2 separate regions of the Homo sapiens genome follow, and region 1 is linked to region 2. Evidence: chromatin contacts called from ENCODE Hi-C or POLR2A ChIA-PET data. All regions are on one chromosome and are shown on one strand. Each heading gives the region's core, a stretch centred on a gene start or an enhancer-like site at or near the end of the contact. The rest is flanking DNA. Distances are from core to core; before and after follow the strand shown. Region 1 holds the start of SCN11A (sodium voltage-gated channel alpha subunit 11). Region 2 holds the start of RPL14 (ribosomal protein L14).

The links. Hi-C counts contacts between places; a loop is a spot of excess contacts on that map. ChIA-PET counts read pairs that join two places held with the same protein, here RNA polymerase II (POLR2A). Pooled maps may share reads with other maps.
Region 1: a loop to region 2 is called in a map of B cell, with 21 times the contacts of the local background. The contact joins the promoter of SCN11A here to the promoter of RPL14 in region 2. A Hi-C loop is called at or near these places in 7 of 168 maps with a recorded cell type or tissue (B cell, CD4-positive, alpha-beta T cell, CD8-positive, alpha-beta T cell and 2 more), 1 of 37 single-sample maps with no recorded cell type and 15 of 50 pooled maps. POLR2A ChIA-PET finds 5 or more read pairs at or near these places in 1 of 52 experiments (activated CD4-positive, alpha-beta T cell).

Annotation. Positions count from the first base shown.
Region 1 is chr3:39,047,600-39,053,547 of GRCh38, reverse strand. It overlaps SCN11A (sodium voltage-gated channel alpha subunit 11), which reads left to right and starts at 1,604. Exons shown (of 30, transcript NM_001349253.2): 1 at 1,604-1,687. WDR48 (WD repeat domain 48) reads right to left here and starts at 1,532. Exons shown (of 19, transcript NM_020839.4): 1 at 1,475-1,532. The coding sequence starts at 1,522. RefSeq lists a silencer at 1,329-1,428 and enhancers at 1,469-1,658, 1,679-1,728, 1,739-1,828, 1,499-2,371.
Region 2 is chr3:40,454,143-40,460,784 of GRCh38, reverse strand. It overlaps RPL14 (ribosomal protein L14), which reads right to left and starts at 3,446. Exons shown (of 6, transcript NM_001034996.3): 1 at 3,311-3,446; 2 at 2,794-2,895; 3 at 2,049-2,143. The coding sequence starts at 3,313. RefSeq lists silencers at 1,653-1,947, 3,161-3,210 and an enhancer at 3,353-3,647.

The DNA of each region.
Region 1 (5,948 bases), core at 355-2,854, 1.4 Mb after region 2:
GTCCCAAGGAGACATTCTCACTACCTGCCTTGGATGCTGGTGATACTTAAATCCTATCACTAATGCACTGAAAAACACCTAATAGGGTGAGTTTAGACTTATTAATTTCACTCATTTCAACAAACATCCAGTGAGTGCTTAAGACACTGTACTGATCAGTGAGATCAATAAAACCAAGATGTGAACTAATCAGAAGACTTTATGGCCTACCACCTTCTGCTGGGATTACCTTACTGAAGGACCCCTTCATCTAACTACCTTTATCTGACACTTGATTTCAACCCGCAGAACTCCATATAATGCTGTGTTTTATAAAGAAAGCCTAGGTGTTAATTATTTCTACACCCTTTCAATCCCTTTTCCCCTTTGGGGGCCACCCTAAGTGCTAGGTAAATGTTTAATGAATAAATGCACCAAACTGCCACTACCACATACAATATACCTGCAGGCAAACACCTGTAAGAGGGCTTTTATTCCCTGCATCACTGAAAATATTAAGTGGCAATAACTATTTTTTAATATTATTATTATACTTTAAGTTCTAGGATATATGTGCACAACGTGCAGGTTTGTTACATAGGTATACGTGTGCCATGCTGGTTTGCTGTACCCATCAACTCGTCATTTACATTAGGTATTTCTCCTAATGCTATCCCTCCCCTAGCGCCCCCAGCCCCCGACAGGCCCCGGTGTGTGATGTTCCCCGAAGTGGCAGTAACTCTTAAGCGTAACCGCAAACAAAAGTGAATTCACAAAGGCATAAGGCACAAGACACACACGGTAAGATTAGACAACTCTTTACCACATGGACAATAAATTACACAAACAATAAAGACAGATTCAGCGATGCACACTTAAGATGAAGAAATGGTGAAGAGGAACTTAAATACCAAAACAATTAAAATTATAATTTCCCCACGCACATTCTTATGTCACTTAAACCTACCCAGGGGACAGCTCCCACATAAGAGAGGGCTGGGGGCTCCCAAGTGCGGAATCCTCAGCAGAAACCCCGCAGGGCCGTTGGCGCTCCGCCGCCTCGCCACGCCCCCGCACAAGCCGCTCACTCCTCCAACGCCCACCCCCCTGGGAAACCCCTGGAGGCCTCGGCTCCGACGCAGCGAGGGCAGAGCGCTTCGAAGAAAGACAGGGCAAGGGGGAGGCAAGTGGGCGGGGAACGAGCCTATCCCGACCCCGCAAGTCCACTCCTACAGAAGAGCGGCGACAAGCAATCCCGGGCTCAGAATGCCGCCCACGAGGGTCCCGGGCCTGGGCCCCAAGGGCCAAGCAAGCCGACCCCCGCCCCTTCCTCAAGCCGTTAGCGCCGCGGCCCCACCCCTCGTGGCCGGCCGCGCCCCGCCCCGTTCGCCCCATGCCGCTACCCCAGCTGGTCGTGGCGCCGGGCACCTTCTAGCTGGAGTGGGCCCGGAGCTGCCGGCCGCGTCCGGAAGACCGAGGAACCGGGCTTCCATACCTGCACTTTCCTCCGCCCTGCTGTGTTCTGCCGGTGATGGGCCGCCATCTTGCATGTTGACACTCCGACGTCACTTCCGGAGGTGGCTCAGAGCGGGAGGATGTCCTGCCCCTTTCCCTTTGGCCAAGGGTTAGTGGCGGGGCTGAAGGTAAACAGGCTGTTGTGTTTCCTCGGTGCTGTTAGTTGCTGTGTGGCCGGTAGCCATGTGATGAGGTAGATGCACCTAAAAACAAAACCACTGTGCAAGTATAATGCTGATGGGGAGAGAGCCACTTTTCAGGGCTGAGGGAGCAACACGAATTCACTTGTGTGGTCCTAGACCCTGGCTTGCGCTCTTTTCCGCGCCCTCCCCGAGAGGCCCAAGCAAAACGAAAGCACTGAAAGAATTAACAGTGCTAGACATGGCGCTGGACCATCTCCTGACCTTTCCTAGGCAGGCAGGAGAACCAAGTGAACCAAGTGATTTACTGTTAAGTACCTAAAAATGCGGAGAATTATGTCGTGGCCTCAAAGGGGGAGAGATAGAAGTCCTTGCAAAGGAGGTGGCCTCCATCTTCAGGGGGAGCAAAGAATCCGTTTAAATTAAAAGGATAAAAAGTGGGGCCATAAAAGAACGAGATCATGTCCTTTGTAGGGACATGATGGAGCTGGAGGCCCTTATCCTTAAGCAAACTAACAAAGGAACAGAAAACCAAATACCGCACGTTCTCACTTATAAGTGGGAGCTAAATGATGAGAACACATGGACACAAAAGAGGGGGACAACACACACTGGGGCCTTTCGGAGGGTGGAGGGTGGGAGGAGGGCGAGGATCAGGAAAAATAACTAATGGGTACTAGGCTTAATACCTGGGTGACAAAATAGCCTGTACAACAAACACCCGTGACACAAGTTTACCTATATAACAAACCTGCACTTGTACCCCTGAACTTAAAAGTTTAAAAAAAAAAAACAAGACAAAAAGATGTTATAGGAAGGCGAAAACGGTACACCAGCTAAAATTGTTCCCAGAGACAATTCTAGTTTAAATCATCTCTTATACTGGAACAGTTAGGTTTGACTTAAGGTGGTTTTCCTGACCACTAATTATAAGAGCTGAGGGTGATCAGACCCTCTCTAGTGAAAGTGAATCCTATAGAACTACACTGTGGGATATAGCATATGATGTATCTGCTAGTCATTTGTGGCTCTTGAGCACTTGAAATATAGCTAGTTCCAGTTGAGATATGTAATTGTAAACTACCCCCAAATTTCAAAGACTAGTTTGAAGAAAAGAATGTAAAATATCTCATTAATAATTTTTTGTATTGATTTCATGTTGAAATGATGTTTGGGGGTATATTAGGCTAAATAAAATTTATTAATTTTGTCATGGATATTAGAATATTTAAAATTACATATGTGGTCACAAATTTCTGTTGCATAGTGCTAGTATATAAGTAATGCTTAGAAAAGTTGTCTTGACAAATACTTCTTAAATTAATAAAGAAATGTGAATTAGATGAGTAAAAATTGTGATGGCAGAAAGCTTCTTAAGCAAAACTGGCAGTGATAACTTATAGGTAAATTACTGCATCATTACAGGCTTATTCATTCACTGATTCATGTATTCATTCATTTAACAAAATATTATTTAGCATATCATATATGCCAGGCACTATATTAGGTGTTGGGGAATCAGTGGTGAGTGCACATAGTCATAGAACTTAGAGTCCCAGGATGAGACAGGAATTAATACAGAGATAAGTACTATGAAGAAAGATGATTGTAAGACAGGAAGTATCTTGAGTCAAGAGTTAACTAGGCAAGGAGAGGGAACAGTCTGAGCAAAGGTCTTGTAGCAGGAGAGAGCATGGAACATTACAGGAACTGAGAGTCAAGGCTTAGAGTACAGAGAAGTGAAAGGAGTATGCAGAGGCCATACCCAGCAGGATCTTTTAGACCAATGGGAAGCTGTTGAAATACAGGTAGGGAAATAATATGTCTGTATTTTAAAAATTGCTTAAGTGTCTATTGAGCACCTATGATGTGCAAAATACAATACAGGTATGTTGCTCTGGACAATATACTGGTACTTGCTAGAAATTGATATGTTGTAGTCCTGCTTTGGACCTGAAAAATATTGAAATAGTGAAGTTCTTTCAGTGGGCAGAATTTTCACCAGTATGTTTTGATGTTCAGTTTGGCTGAAAGGAGAAATGGTCAATTCAGGGTCAGAGGATAATTTTTTGGCCAGTTTGTGAAGGACATGGAAAGAGCAAGACTGGAGAACTAGTGACAAGGAAGACTCCAGAAGGGATATAGTGATGGACCTCTCAGAATAAATCTTAAGAATCATATGGATGAAATGAACTGCTTTGTGATGAAACTCAGCCTCACTGCCTGCTCAGTAGAATCATGAAATAAATGGCAATGGCAATGGCAACAGGATTGGAGCTATGCATGGGATCACCAAGCCACCGCTGGGTGTTCAGAAGCAGTGACCAATACCCCATGCTCTGGGAGGGTCAGCCAGTCACATGTAGGCAAGTCTATTCCATTGGTCATTGGCCCTCCCCATCATTGAGGGAGTTCTTATTTGTCCTCTCTAAAATATGTTTATTCTAGATTGAGATTTGCTTTCCCTGCTCACTGTACTTCCGCTGACACCACCATCTAGGGAATTACTCAGTGCTTTAGACACTATCATTTTCTCTAACACTATATTGCTTTTGACCAAGAAATTCACTCTGCAATGAAAGAAGTAATGCAATGGGCTATTGCCCATGGAATTTATTGGTCTAATTGTGTACTCAATCACTGAGAAGTATCTTGTCTTATTGAAGATATATTGAAGACTTAGCTATGGTGCCTTCTGGGAGATAACCCTTTTTGATACTGTCCTGTAGGATGCAGTATATGCTCTGAACTACTGTCCAATATTCAGCACTCTTTTTTCCTGTTCCTTTTATCTATTGCTGTTTAACCATCTGCAAAATGCAATGGTTTAAAACAATTACAACCCTTACTTTACTTACAAATCTGTAATTTATGCAGAGCTTCATGGGAACAGATTGTCTCTGTTCCACTATCCACTTCACATCAGCTGGGGCAGCTAAAAGATTGGGGCTGGAATCATCTGAAGACCCCTTCTCTCACATGTCTGGTGACTGATACTGGTGTTGGCCTAGTCCTTAGCCAAAGCTGTGGCTAGAACACCTTCTCATGATCTTTCCACAGCACTATTTGGTTCCTCACAATATGCTAACTGGGTTCCAAGGATGAGCATCCCGAAGAAGAAAAATCTGGTTGAAAGCTATAATGCTTTTTCTAAACTCACAGTGGAAGTCATGCAGTGTCACTTTAAGCCATAGTCAATTCATTAGAACTTAGTTACTAAGGCCATCAGTGTCTAAGGAGAGGGGATTAGATGACTCCTTTTTTTATGAAGTATCAATAAATTTGTGGATGTATTTTTTAATTGACACATAATAATTGTACATATATATGGGGTACAGTGTGATATTTTGATACCTGTATACAATCTGTAATAATTGCTTTGGGAAAATTCAATATCCACTCTTTTAGCTATTTGAAAATATGGAATAAATTATTGTTAATCATAGTCATCCTACAGTGATATAGAACACCAAAAATTATTCCTTCTACCTAGCTGTAATTTTATATGTGTTAACCAACCTCTCTATATATAATCCTCTCCTTTACCCTTCTCAGCCACTAGTTACCACTATTCTGTTCTCTACTTCTCTGAGATCAACTTATTTCTCTTTCACATATTGGTGAGAACATGCAGTATTTATCTTTCTGTGCCTGGCTTATTTCACTTAAGATAATGACCTCCGGTGCTATCCATGTTGCTGCAAATGACATAATTTTATTCTTTTTTATGATTGAATAGTATTTCATTGCATATATGTACCACATTTTCTTTATCCATTCTTCTTTTGATGGACACTTAGGTTAACTCCGTATCTTGGCCACTGTGAATAGTGCTGCAGTAACTGTGGGAGGACAGGTATCTCTTTGACATACTGATTTCCTGTTCTTTGGGTAGTAGTGGGATTGCTGGATCATATGGTAGTTGTAGTTTTAGTTCTTTGAGAAATCTACACACTGTTTTCCATAATGGTTGAACTAATTTACATTCCTATCAACAGTGTATGAATTCCCTTTTCTCTGCATCCTCACCCTCTGCATTTGTTTTTGTCTTTTTCGTATAGCGATTCTAACTGGAGTGAGATAATATCTCACTGTGGTTTTGATTTGTATTTCCCTGATGATTAGTGATGTTGAGCATTTTTTTCATGTATTTGTTGGCTATTTATATGTCTTCTTTTGAAAAATGTGTATTCAGATCATTTGCCCATTTAAAAATTATTTGGGTTTTTTTTGCTATTGAGTTGTTTGAGTTTTTTATACTTCCTGGATATTAATTCCTTGTTGGATGAATACTTTGCAAATATTTTCTCTCAT
Region 2 (6,642 bases), core at 2,197-4,696:
CATAGTGAAACCCCATCTCTACTAAAAACACAAAAATTAGCTGGGCGTGGTTGCAGGTGCCTATAATCCCAGCTACTTGGGAGCCTGAGGTTGCAGTGAGTCAAGATTGCGTCACTGCACTCTAGCCTGGGTGACAAAGTGAGACTCCGTGTCAAAAGAAAAAAAAAACCCTCAAAAAAAACACAAAAAACCCACCTCTGACTATATATAATTCCACTCGGGCAGTGGACGTGTTGAAAACCATTCTTTTTTTTTTTCTTTTTTTGAGACAGGGTCTTGCTCTGTAACCCAGGATGGAGAATGCACTGGCGCAACGTTGGCTCACTGTGACCTCTGCTTCCTAGGTTCTAGCAATTCTTCTGTTCCATCCACCCAAATAGCTGGGGCTACAGGAGTACACTACCACACTGGGCTAATTTTTGGACTTTTAGTGGAGACGGGGTTGGCTAGGCTGGTCTCAAATTCCTGACCTCAAGTTATCTACCTGCCTTGGCCTCCCAGAGTGCTGAGATTACAGGTATGAGCCACTGCACACATCCGAGCCATTCATTCTCGTAACAAACAAGGTAATTAATATTAACTGTTAGGCTTTTTTTTAAAAAAAAATTTACAGTAACAATTTGTGGCCAAACATCCTAAAAATAAAATCCAGGGTGTCCAGGGATCCAAGGCAGAATTACAAGAGTACCTAGTGAAAAATCTAAGTTACCAAGTATTTTCTACTGCTTTGAACTTTGACAAGTATCCTCAAGCTTCACCCCTAATTGGTATGTCACAGTAGTAGCAGCATGGCTATGTTCACTCGAGGTTGTTCAAGTGGCATGTTTTCAACTACCAGTACTTCAAAATCCATTATGTGTTAATACACGTCCCACAGTGCCTGTAGTGCTCAGCATACAGTAAGTTTTTTTTTTTTTTTTTTTTTTGAAACGGAGTCTCGCTCTGTCACCCAGGCTGGAGTGCAGTGTTGCGATCTCGGCTCACTGCAAGCTCCGCCTCCCGGGCTCACGCCATTCTCCTGCCTCAGCCTCTGAAGTAGCTGGGACTACAGGTGTCCGCCACCATGCCCGGAATATTTTTTTTTTGTATTTTTAGTAGAGACGGGGTTTCACCGTGTTAGCCAGGACGGTCTCCATCTCCTGACCTCGTGATCCACCCGCCTCGGCCTTCCAAAGTGCTGGGATTATAGGCGTGAGCCACCGCGCCCGGCCAACATACAGCAAGTTTTTGACTATTTTTTAAAGCATGCAAAATTACATGTTCCACTGCAACCATCATTGTGGGTTGAATTAACTGTATAGCAACACACTAAAGTGTTTTAATTTTCATGTCAAAAAAGAACTGCTATTCACTGCCTCACTTAAATGTAAGCTAGGGATAAAACCTCTTATATTAAATACTGTGTAACTGACACACACTGAGAGCTTATCTAATGATAGCTAGTAGCAATAAACACAAGACTTAGTATTGTTGTTTACTTTAAGCTAAAAATTTGGCAGAAACCAGAAGAAAAGAAGATGGCAAATCTAAACAAAGGCAAAGCCCTAAACTACCAGGATAGAAAAGTGACCTCAAGGCATTTATTTTATTTATTTATTTTTGAGACAGGGTCTCACTCTGTCATCCAGGCTGGAGTGCAGTGGCATGATCACGGCTCTCTGCAGCCTCGACCTCGCTAAAACGATCCTCCCAACTCAGCACCCCCAAGGCCCCCCTACCTGGGATTACAGGCGCGTGCCACCATGCCCAACGAATTTTTTTTTTATTTTTTGTAGAGATGGGGGTTTTCGCCATGTTGCCCATGCTGGTCTTGAAACTTGGGCTCAAGAGACCCTCCCACCGTGGCCTCCCAAAGTACTGGGATTACAGGCATGAGCTATCACGCGCAGGCAAGACATTTTAAAAGTAAATAATCCCTGTCTACTTCTATGATGCAAATCCCTCTTCAGGATGGCTCTGAATCTTCCGTATTGTTTACTCCAAAACAAACTTTTACTAGCATAAACAAATCTGGGGATGGGAGGGAGGAGTGATTAGTGGACAGTTACCTGTGCGGAAACTTGAGGATGAAATCAGTGAGCTGCATGCACTTGAAAGGCATGGCCTGTCTCCTCACTTGAGTGCAAGGTCCATCGACCAAAGCCTAGAACACAAACATCAAGAACTTCAGTGCAAAATCTAACAGCAATTAAAATGGTCAGATGGTTCTGTAACATTACTTATCCGTTCAGGGCCATCAAACCCACACTACTATTTTAATAAATTGCTCAGAAAAGACAAGGATTGTCCTATCTGGGTTATATATATGTATGTCTTTTGCTCAACACAAACATTTCTCCACATCATTAAATGCTCCTTCTTAAACTATATAGTACCCCATAGAAACCAACCACATGTAATTTACAGGCAACTTTAGGACTCTGATCCCTGCTGATTTATAGTCAGTGGTCAACTCCTTAGTTTGCTTGTTTCAAATACACAGCAGTAAATACAAAAGTGCTTTCTACGTGCTGGATCTGTTCTAAACTCACTTTACGTATAGTAACTCATTTAAAACTAACCAACGTTTCAGCCTATAACTGGCTCTAGCTTAAGTGGCTAATACTGAAATTCAATACTAATAGCTAACTTCAGGCTGTGCTTAAAACCCGTACCATTACCTGTTTCCTCAATGGTAAAATAAAGCGACTACCCATAGCATCCTCATCTTACACAGCCATCGAGACAATTCATTATTGCCATCTGCAGGGCACATGTCCACTGCCATGTTTAGTAAAAAGTTGTGACACTTACCCTGTTCTGATCAATAACATCTACAATCGCGACCAATTTTCCGGCATGAGGTCCAAAGGAGACATAGGCCACCCGGCCAACCTCCACGAAGCGCCTGAACACCTAAAATTGGAGGAGAAAGGACAGTGAAACTTACTTAGAAATACTCGCTACATATGTCACCTTCTGCAGCTAAAGACAACATGGTTAAATTCAGCGAAAAAGAATGCTGCAGGGAACAAACGCCCGAGAGCCAGGCGCCAACCTGGATGGACGAAATCAGCAAACGCCTCAGTAGCTTAAGCCCGGTTCCCAACGCCCGCCAGCTCCCAGGTCCGCAAGGCCCACACGGCAGGACAAGGCTCTCGGACCACGAGCCGCATCAGCCATCCAGCTCCAGCGGCGGAGGCGCGCACGCGTGGCCCAAGGCGCGCCAGGCCTGCCGGGCCCTCCACGCGCTCGCCAGCGGCGAGTCCGGGAAGGGCGCGAGTCCGGGAAGGGCCCGATTCCGCTGCACAGCCGGCCCGGGGACCCTCACCATGCGCTTCCCGGGACCCTCTGGGAGCCGTTTGGCGCCTCAGCTTCCCAGCGGAGGTGGAGGTCGAGCGGCATGGTCGACGGCCCCGGAGCCCGCAACAGTAAGACTCACCATGTTGGCGGCGTTAGGCGAGAAGGAAGAAGACCCGCCCAACCCTGCGCATGTGTAGAAGAACGCACCGCCCCTGCGGTAACGAGTCACCGACGTGAGCACCGATTGGTTGGTGCGTGCGTGCGTGCGTGCGTACGCACGCGCTCGCAAGCTCACTGGGAAAACATGGCGGAGTCGGCTGGCGTTAAGTTGCTTTTTGGCAAAGTTGGGCGGCGAGATTGTTTTTGGTGATTTGGATTAGAAAGCTGCAGGAGGGTCATCGCTTAGTAATTTAGGGTTAAGAGTACAGAAGCTATGTCTTCCGTTGGTCGCATGCCATTTGAGTTCCTTTTTATTTCCTCGAGTTTTATTTGTTGGTTATTCATGGCTAGGTCTGTTCGCTCCTCACGTTCTCTCCTAATCTCAGTAACTTTGTTAACCTTTCATTTTCAAGTAATTCACAGTTACAGAAATATTGCTAAACTAGTACAAATAATTCCCACAAACCCTTCTAGATTCCACAAATGTTAACGTTTTGCATGTGCTATATCATTTGAAAGGAAATTGCCGACATGATGTCCTTCTATCGCTACATTTTTTTTTTTTTAAAGACGGAGTCTCGGTCTGTTGCCCAGGTTGGAGTGCAGTGGCGGGGGCTTGGCTCACCGCAACCTCCGCCTCCCGGGTTCAAGTGATTCTCCAGCCTCAGCCTCCCAAGTAGCCGGGACTACAGGCGCGCGCCACCATGGCCGGCTAATTTTTTTGCATTTTTAGTAGAGACAGGGTTTCACTATGTTGGCCAGGCTGGTCTCGAACTCCTGACCTCGTGATCTGCCTCCCTCAGCTTCCTAAAGTGCTGGGATTACAGGCGTGAGCCGCCGTGCCTGGCGTTACATTCTTTTATAGAGACAGGGTCTCCCTCAGTCGCTCAGGCTGGAGTGCAGTGGCGCGATCATGGTTCCCTGCAGCCTCTAACTTCTGAGTGAAGACGATCCTCTCGTCTCGGCCTTCCAAAGTGTTGGGATTACCGGCGTGAGCCACCATGCCCAGCCTATCTATACGTTCTTAAAATGTGTATTTCCTAACAACAGAGAGATTCTCTTATGTCATCAGTACACTTATCAAAATCAGGAAATTGATATTGCAATAGTACTATTATCTAACCTTCAGTCCTTATTCAAATTTATAAGTTGTTGCTCCTATGTTCCTTGGAGCAAATGGGAAAAAAAATTGTTTTTCCAGGCTCTTGATCTAATGGAGGATTACAAATTGCAATTATTTATCAGGTCTCTAGTCTTTAACTGATAGTTTTAGATTTAACTGTTAAATTTGTAACATGGGTTTGTTGGAGTTTTCCTCATTGGATTCAGATAGTGAATTTTTGGTAGAAATGCTATGTCCTTGGTGCATCACATCAGAATACATTCTCTCTCTCTTCACTCTCTCTCTCTCTATATATATACGCACACACAAACACTTTTTTTTTTCTTTCTTTTTTTGAGATGGACTCTCCCTCTGTCACCCAGGCTGGAGTGCAGTGGTGCGATCTCGGCTCACTGCCACCTCTGCCTCCCAGGTTCAAGCAGTTCTCTGCCTCCCGGGTTCAAGCAGTTCTCTGCCTCATCCTCCCAAGTACCTGGGATTACAGGTGCCTGCCACCACGCCCGGCTAATTTTTGTGTTTTAAGTAGAGACAGGGTTTCACCATTTTGGCCAGGCTAGTCTTGAACTCCTGACCTTGTGATTCACTTGCCTCAGCCTCCCAGAAGTGCTAGGATTACAAACGTGAGCCACTGTGCTTGGCCACACACATATACATTTTTTCGAAGAGATGGGGTCTGGCTGTGTTGCCCAGGCTGGAGTGCAGTAGCTATTCACAGGTCTGATTGTAGCCTGCTACAGCCTTGAACTCATGGGCTCAAGCAGTTCTGCTTCAGCCTCCAGAATAGTTGGGACTACAGGAATACACCACCACACATGGGTTCCCAATATTGTGGTGGTATTTTATTCTTTAGATTTTTACCCAGGCCAGTGCAGAGAGGTGTTACCTTTTATCACTTGATTAAGGTGATGATCTTTGCCATGACAGTTCCCAGATGTATTTCAAGCCTTTCCTCTAAGCTCTATGCCAGCATATCTTCCCTGAGACTGCTCTAGCAGCCTCCTAAATTCTGTCTTTAATCTGTTCTCTGCTCAGCAGTTAGAGGGATCTTTTAAGTAAGTAAATCAGATCACATTATTTCCTGTTTTTAACAGTTCGATTGCTTTTCATAATATTTGGAATAAAATCTCAACTTCTTACTCTGGCCTTGTATCATATGCTTTAATACCCAGATACACCTTATGCCATCCCTCCTTCATTGTGTTGAAGCCACACTGGTCTTGAATGGGCCAAGCTCTCTCCTCCTCCATGACCTTTATACATGGTGTCTCTCTTGCCAGGAATGGTCTACCCATTGTTAATACTCATCGTGTAGCAGTGCCAACTTATCTCTTGTATTTTTTCCTAGATATTTTTCTGAGAGTTAACCAGGCTACCACATAAAAAAAGGTTAAGTCCCCACCCTTCTTTTTCTAGCTCACCTTGTTTCCCTCAGAGTTATCACAATTGCAATTGTTTGACTTGTTTTGCTGCCCACGTAGGTGTTGTTTCGTTCCAGTTAGAATAAGTTCCATGAGGGCAGGACCTTTGCTGTCTTTTCTGTTTTATTTTCTCACCTTAGTCTGGTAAGGGGCTCAATAAATAGGTAGTGAATGAATCAGTCTTTAGGTCTTGTTGTCTTGCTTTATAATTTACAAAGCAAAAGATATGAATGAAGAAGAATGTTCATTTTAGCATTTTTTTTGCTACTATCTCCAAACTGGAAATTACCCAAAGGCCCATAAACAAGAGACTGGATAAATTGTGATAACAATCTATAGCAACGGAGTCTACAGCAACTACATGGAACAATGCGGATGAATTTCATAAATAACACTAACAAATAAGCTGACACAATATATCCTGTATGCTTTTATTTATATCAAATTCAAAACAGGCAAAACTAATCTACAGTTCTTATAAGTAATGATCATATTTACCTTTGGTGCAGGCAGCAGTGGCTAAAGGGGAAAAGGGGAGCTTCTGAGCTGCTGGCCATGTTGTTTCTTCATCTGGTGTTAACTACGGGAGTGTGTTATTATTTTTGTTTTAAATTTTTTTAGAGACGGGTCTTGCTATGTTGCCCAGGCTGATCTGGTACT